Linked DNA regions of Homo sapiens: region 2 is linked to region 1. A link is a loop called in an ENCODE intact Hi-C map of the cell type or tissue named here. Cell type or tissue: heart left ventricle. All regions are shown on one strand.

The links. Hi-C counts contacts between places; a loop is a spot of excess contacts. Peaks named below come from ENCODE experiments on the same cell type or tissue, not always from the same donor. Only the 100,000 strongest peaks of a DNase experiment are listed, where the experiment ranks them.
Region 2: a loop joins it to region 1, with 5 times the contacts of the local background. A loop is called at or near these places in 14 of 110 quality-filtered maps.

The regions. Positions count from the first base shown.
Region 1 is chr17:34,144,698-34,148,697 of GRCh38, reverse strand. It overlaps a transcript of ASIC2 not described here. Among named protein-coding and RNA genes, the nearest start is that of LINC01989, 37 kb to the left of the region's middle. In heart left ventricle, a CTCF peak has its summit at 2,048 (motif pointing right); a DNase peak (open chromatin) is centred at 2,067; H3K27me3 peaks cover 2,847 bases.
Region 2 is chr17:34,079,891-34,083,890 of GRCh38, reverse strand. LOC107985035 (a long non-coding RNA gene) reads left to right here and starts at 909. Exons shown (of 4, transcript XR_001752832.1): 1 at 909-1,048; 2 at 1,655-4,000. It also overlaps a transcript of ASIC2 not described here. In heart left ventricle, a CTCF peak has its summit at 2,415 (motif pointing left); no DNase peak of the experiment used is centred here.

The DNA of each region.
Region 1 (4,000 bases):
GTCACACATCCTGACAGGCCCAACCCTGCTCCATGATGAGGCCCAAGTTTGAGTCAACTCTGGTTCTTCTTGCAAAACCATCCACTTCTCGCAAGACCACCTCAGCACACAGATGTAGATCCTGACTCTCCCGTCTGTAAAGTCTCTAGATTCTATGTCAAAATGGCCTAAATTGTAACTAATGCAAAATAGATGATTTTTCATATTCCTTAGGATGCTCTGAAGTCTTGCGAACATTTGGCATGCCCTTATGGGGGCAACCTTTGTCAAGCTAAGCAAGTTTTCCATAATGTCAGCCTCCGTTTGGGATCTTCCAGTTTAGAACTTTAAGCTGTAAGCTCTCTGGAAGTCGTGCTTTCAGGGGTATATAAAATTCTTTCTGATGTGATGAAGGGGTAAGACAATGACTGAGAGCTGACTATTTTGATGACCCACAATGTCTACTTGCAAAGAAAAAACTGAAGCTACTGCACAAGTTCCTAAATAATGCCTAGTTGATTGTTGGGTGAATGTGCATGTCTGTGTCTCTTTCTCTGGAAGATTTTAGACATCCAGAACTGCTTAGAAGGCTACCTGGAAGCTTATTGGCTGGGGTGTTGGTTCCTTTCCTCCTCTGTATTGTAGTTCTCTTTTCCTCTCTATAGAAAGTTCTTCCATTAATGAAGAGATGAATTTAACAAAATTTTGGTAAAGTGAATCCTAGTTTGCTACTGATTTCTTTTGTAAGAGCTGAGATGTGGTCCCATTAAAAAATCTCCCAAAGACCGAATTGGTAGCATTTAGCACTAAGTTTGCCATTAGAGGTGGTGCTCCATAGAGCAGCCCATATGTCAAAGTGCCACGCACCCCATTCCCTCCATGAGACTAAAACGATACCACCTGAGTCTAGAGAGACCTGAAAATTTGCTGTGTGCTTTCTCTTTTTTGTAGGATGTTTATGTTTGATGGAGCTGAGTTAAAATATCTACCTTGACCAGCAAGGCCATTTGACCCATGATCTATTACAACCTGAGACCAAGCCTACATCACCCCTCCCAGTTTGAAACTCCATATATCATATTTCACTCATGCATTTGACTTAAAACCATACAGACTGGGCTTAGGGGTTGCTGGATAGCAGCTGTCTCCAATGCTCAGAAATACTACATGGTTATTATTTGATAAATTGAAATTCTCTGATAAAAGCCTGTTTATCAGGTTGGGCTTTATTTGAGGACAGCATTCCCCAAAGTGCCATTCTTTGGATGCTGAAGCATCTTTCCATCTCCCAGTACTTATTTTCTTCTGATTTCGATATATTCTCTATTGATTGCCTCAGTAGCCATTGAAATTTATGCTCAGAAGAAATTAAGCATATAAAACAGAAGCAACGTATTTGCCTGGATTTATGACCTCTGTAGATTTAGTTGCACAACCTTTGGGAAGGTAATAAGCCTCAATGGGCCTCAGTTTGCTTATCTGTAAAATGAAGGGGTGGAATTAGGTGGTTTCTAAGGACTTGCCAACCTGTACCGCTCTAATGCAACAGAACATATTAAACATTTGTTTTCTGATCCTACATCTGTTGCTGAAACTCAAACTTTAACTTATGTTGGGAGTGGGGAGGAGTTGCTGCTCATTTGCCACCAGATCTATTTATCTATTTATTTGTTTGTTTAATTATAACAATTTTATTTTGATAGATATGTACAATGGAAGCAGAAACACCTAGATGCACTGAGAGGCTGCAGCAGGATGAGGGAGGCACAGAATCTTGCTCTCAAAATCCTGTTCAGGAGCCATGATATGCCTGACTGAAGCTCATCATTCTGACTCAAAGTTTGCAGCACAGTAGTCCAGCAGTTGAGGGGAGTGATACACTCTGGGTCTTCCATGCGTGAATTAGCAAGTGTATCTGTGGAAGACACTGTTGGTCAGCCCAGATCCTCTTTACTGCACCTGTAGGTAGAGCACATAACAGCTTAATCAGTCCCCTTCGTGGGGAGGCTGGCCCTTGGTTGACAGGTGCTGCCTCTTCTGGAGATACCTGGGAAGTTATTCACCTCCCCACCACCTGGGGGCAGCCAGTGGCCAGTGACTGACTGACAGGATTAGGAAATGCCAGTCATCTCACCTCAAGATGGAATACATTGTGGTGCAGTTTACACTCAGTGTTTCCCGTGGGATCAGGCTGAGCTGGACTTCTCCTGAAACCACATTCATGCTTACCTTTTCCCCCGCCCTACCTTCCCCTTCCCGCTTCTAGGCTTTTTATGAGAACACTCCCTCAATAAATCACCTGTAGAAGGTGTGCCATCTCAGGCTCTGATAGGGAACCCAACCTGTGTATTGATTAGTTTTAGCTTTTTTATCCATATGGTAACATGGACAATAGTCTAGGCATGTGGACCTAAGTCTGGTTTAGAAAGAAAAAAATACCTTTTTCAAAAATCTTTTAAACCTGGGACTTTCAAAATCTGTGTTTTCAACTCAAGACGGCGATAACAATTCCCAAGGGTGGCCCTCATAACTCAAATGAGCATCTCTCTGATTGGGATTCACTACTCTAAGCACAGCTGGTTTGTTCCCCTTAGAGTTGTTTGCCCAAAGAAAGCCCTTCCCAAGGTTTCCCTTCTCCGAAGAGCTGAGCCATACCCATTCTCCCAGCTGTTACGTGACTCTCAGCTGCTCACATTCTAGCATACACTTTTATCAGCACCTGCATTCTCATTTCCTAAGTTTGCTCTCTCTGAAAACTTCCCTTTCCTACCCTTCTACCAGCCTTCACTTCCATTTCTTCCTGAATGTGCATCAGCCTGGCTTCAAGCCATGAAGAGGAGGCTATGCATTTGATGTTGGCAGTGTCCTGGGCCCATCAATAAAGTAGAAGGCAGTGAGAGATGTATGGCTGACCAGAGGTGATGCTCCTCATATGTCACAGAAACCACGAGCGATGAGGAGCGTATGAAAGAACTCAGACAGCTTAGCATGAAAAGCGAAGTGGGTGGCTCACGGGCAATATGAGAGCTGTTTTAAAACACTTCGAAGGCAATCATAGAGAAGAGGAATGTGACTTTCTCTGTGTGAAGCCAGGGAGCAGAGCTAGCACCAATGTGTGGGTAAAAGTTTAGATAAGTGGATATCGGCAGACTAGAAGGAGTTGTCCTAGGAGTCTAGAGCACCCTGTACCCTGCCATCAGCTCTAGCTGAGGCCAGACAATTGCTTATTGGCAATGCTGCAGATGTGGATCAATGTCAGGTAAAGGGTTGGATTTAATGACCTCTAAAGTTACTTCCAACTCTGAGAGTCTTTATTTCCTTCCTGCACAGATAGTTGGGGTCAGAGGTGAGGGACATTGGCAGATAGCACTGGAAAAAAAACTGATAATAGATGCAATCCAGCACATCCAGACTGCAGAATCACCCCATTTCCCAATACTGTGTAGTCTTGAAGCTAAGTGTCTCAGAAGTCAGGAATAAGAATGGTGCCATATGAGACTGTAGACACAAAAGAGTGGATATTTCAGTTCATCCAGAGAAAGTGTGGGAAGTGGGTGGCTGGTGGAAGCCAAGGATTGAAGGGGCTGTTAAATGACCTGGGCATCCTAAAGTGTGTATGGATGGCTCCTCAAGAGGCAGTTCCCAGAGGAATTTGTCATAAATTCTGGGAGCTAGAGCCAACCCTAGAGAGCAAATCTTGGGTTGTGGTTGGGCATGGCCGGGTTCCATGTGGAGGGCTGCAGAGACTGAGAGGTTTATGGACTAGAGATAACTCTAGGTTTAGTATGGCTAGAGATAGACCCAGCTATAGGAGTTTGGAAGGAGGCTAATCTGGCAGAGAGAATGTCCTGCCCAGGAGCACTGATAACAGACAACAAAGGGATATCTGAGCTTGGGGAGCTTGGCAAATGTTGGAAGAATGAAGAGCTCTGGCACTTGAGATAATAACATAATGAGGTATTTTGGCCTCGTGGTACAATCATGGAATTTAGTGCCAGACAGGTGTAGGTTCCAGGTTTCC
Region 2 (4,000 bases), 65 kb after region 1:
AATTTACAAGAAAAAAACAAACAACCCCGTCAAAAAGTGGGCGAAGGACCTGAACAGACACTTCTCGAAAGAAGACATTTATGCAGCCAAAACACACATGAAAAAATGCTCACCATCACTGGCCATCAGAGAAATGCAAATCAAAACCACAATGGGATATCATCTTACACCAGTTAGAATGGCAATCATTAAAAAGTCAGGAAACAACAGGTGCTGGAGAGGATGTGGAGAAATAGGAACACTTTTACACTGTTGGTGGGACTGTAAACTAGTTAACCATTGTGGAAGTCAGTGTGGCGATTCCTCAGGGATCTAGAACTAGAAATACCATTTGACCCAGCCATCCCATTACTGGGTATATACCCAAAGGACTATAAATCATGCTGCTATAAAGACACATGCACACGTATGTTTATTGTGGCACTATTCACAATAGCAAAGACTTGGAACCAACCCAAATGTCCAACAATGATAGACTGGATTAAGAAAATGTGGCACATATACACCATGGACTACTATGCAGCCATAAAAAATGATGAGTTCATGTCCTTTGTAGGGACATGGATGAAATTGGAAATCATCATTCTTAGTAAACTATCGCAAGAACAAAAAACCAAACACCGCATATTCTCACTCATAGGTGGGAATTGAACAGTGAGAACATATGGACACAGGAAGGGCAACATCACACTCTGGGGACTGTTGTGGGGTGGGGGGAGGGGGGAGGGATAGCACTGGGAGATATACCTAATGCTAGATGACGAGTTAGTGGGTGCAGTGCAGCAGCATGGCACATGTATACATATGTAACTAACCTGCACATTGTGCACATGTACCCTAAAACTTAAAGTATAATGATAAAAAAAAAATAGCATGCAAAGGAAAAAAAAACAAGAACAAATAAATGCATGCTGTGAGTATGGACTATACAAAGAAAGAGAAGCATATCTCCTTATGCTCCTGCATTCAAAAACTTCTTCCCATTGTAGGAGACAAGAAATGAAGCAGAAGAAGGAGCACAGATTTTGGGGTCAAACTGTCTTTTACTGTAAGCATAACTCAACTACTTTACCATCACGGTGACCTGGACTGGTTACTTAAATTTTCTAAGCCTCAACTTAAAAGTGGTAGCAGTAATGATCTATTTTTCAGAGGTTGTGCAAAAGGATTTAGTAAGGTAATGCATGAAGTACCTAGCACAGGGTCTAGCACATAGCAAGTGTTCAGTAAGTGGAAACTGTTGTGGAGGTTGTCATTATGTTGCCAGGGGGCGGGGACAGGTGATTGAGTGGACTGGGGACTCCCCCGCATTTTTGCAGAAGCTGGCCTTTGGTAGTATTTTTATCAGTCCAAGGCAAAAGGAGCAAAAAACAGGCAATGCAGTGAGCATTTTAGGAAGTGGAGTTTATTCCGTTTAAAGGACAATGCTTTTGTATGAGATTTTTTTCCCTTTGTAACTTTTATTTTACTAAAATGTCACAGTTTTGTGATACGATGGTAATACTAGAATACAAGATTTAATAGTATATTCTCACCTGGCAAAATAAAAGGTGGTGGCCTGGTGCTGGTCCTCAAAAAAATAAAAAATTCTGTACATAAAATTCCAATACCTAGAGATCACTGACTTCCATGACTCTAGTGTTCTCATCTCCAGGAGGTAGAGTGGAGCATTCAGAGAGAGTGCCTGAAGGAGCAGAGGGGACAGAAGAGTCTGTTGGCCTGGACTTTGAGAAGGCTTCCTGAAGCAGCAGGAAGAACTTGAGAAAGACCTTTAAGCATGCTGGGATTTGTATTCGTGGATGAAAGTATGAGGGCATCCTAGGTAGAAGATACAGCATGAGCAAAGGACCAGGAGCAGACATGAATGAGGTGTGATGAGAACTTAAATCGGAGAGTTTGGGTCATGGAGAAGCAAATGAGACCAGAAAGCCACTGGGGTTTCTTAAACAGGGGCTTGTCGTTCTGAAAATGGGGTTAAGTACAGAAGAGACTAAACATTTATTGAGCTACAATTATCTCTAATACTTACTACTACTCTGAAACTATTATCTCCAATTTATATATAAAAATACTGAGGCTTATAGAGATAAAACAAATTGTCAGAGTTCATATAACCAGTAAGTGGGAGAGCCAAGAATGTAGCAGGAGTGTTAAGACAGAAGAAGTTTTGAGAAGAGAGGGTAAAATTTAGGTGGGAAAAGATAGAGCAAATTATAATTTGTGAAATTCTGTGCAGAGCCTTAAGGGCTGAGAGTACGAACTTGAGTGAAAGTTCAAGGATGCATTCCCTCCCTTTGAGAAGGATTTTGAGGTGGTGGGTTCTAGATGCTGTTCTCAGCGCTATCCAATGACCCAAGGGCCCAATAATATTGTCTTAATTTCCTGTGCTGGGGAAAGCTCTTTCCAGCACCATCTGGTGGCATCTACCTGAATTGCTGGTGTAGAACCAAGGAGGAGATGCGTACCCTCTGGTGCAAAGCTTCCCTAAGTGTGGCAAAGAAATAATGTCTTGTTTCTGCCTTTTCTATCACTTCTAAGGATATCTATCTATCTAGTGCCTAGCAAAGTAGATATCTGATACCCATTAGGTTCCTTCTTACCACTATAATGTCTGGGTGTTGGTTCTCAAACTTTATTGTGTGCCAAAATCCCATGTGGAGTTTGTTAATGGTATCCTCCCACCCCTAGGCTCTAATTTAGTAGATCTGGGGTGCATCTATGAAAGCCAGATTTTAATAAGCCCCAGGGGGTTTCAGTGCAATTGGCCCCTGGAGCTCACTTAGGGAAGCTTGACTCCAGAAAGTATGCATCTCTTCATGGGCTATAAGCCAGCGATTCAGATAGATGCCAATAGAGGCTGCTTGGCAAAGCCTTACTAGGTACTTTATTCCTTGTCTCTTGGCCCATTTTTAGAAGAAGGGAGTCTTCACTCTGGGAATGGGAGGATCTTCAATGAGCAGGGACTAATTTTTCCAGCTGACTCTGAATAAAGATCTACAAAAGCTGTCAGCCAGACCCACTCCATCACTAAAATAAAGCAACTATGTGTCTGAATAAGCCCTGGCCTGGCAATATTGGACCTTTCCTTGCTGCTAATTCATTCAATGATATTGGGCAGGACTGTCTTGATTGCTCCGTTCAGTTCCTATGTCTGAAAACTGAAGGGATCAAAGTAAATGAACCTAAGGTGCCCGGGTTCTCTGACACATTTGTTAACCCTCATAATCTCCTTCTGCCTCCCATGAGGCAAGACTCTCCCTTCACCTAGCCTACTTTAGAGGGGCTGCCCATCCTTCCCTCTGCAGGTACCTCTCAGGCTAATGTTCTTTTGTGAGCCCAACATGGGGCCTCACATTCACAGAGCAGATTAAAGAGATTTGGTTTAAGGTCATCCAGTTGGAAAGTGAGAGAAGCTGACCATTTGTGGAGTCTGGATCCAGCTCACCAGCTCTAAGTTTGTTCCCCTTTCTCATTCACTGTGGATGGTGGTAAGGATGTTTTTGAGTGTTTTGAATTTAGTGCCAGGGAAGCTGGGCTGAGTTCATGTATAGCTGAGAGATCATGGGGAAATGGCCACCACATTGCACAAATCCAGGGGCACAATTGACATTGCAACCTATATGAAGGTGCTCCCTGGAGTTGTGTTATGAGGAATCTGAGTGGTTTTATGTGATGTCCCTGGCAGTGCATCATAGTTTTGGTGGTATTTTCTTTTCCTTTCAAGAGGCTATTAATGGTCCCTTTTAGAAACTATCTTTGCATATTACAGAAAGCTAGGTGGATAGCTCTTGAATATAGCAATCCATGGTAGACACAGACAGTATTCATAGAGTCCACTTTAGCTAAGTGTAGAAGCCATCAGCTCAGGAGTTCATGATACTGCATTTAAGTGGGGATCATCTTCCCTATCTTACCCTACATGCAAGAAGTTGGAGATTTCCATAGAAATTCCGGTAAAGTGGAAGATGCTTTTTAGTGTTGCATGGAGCTAGAAGGTCAA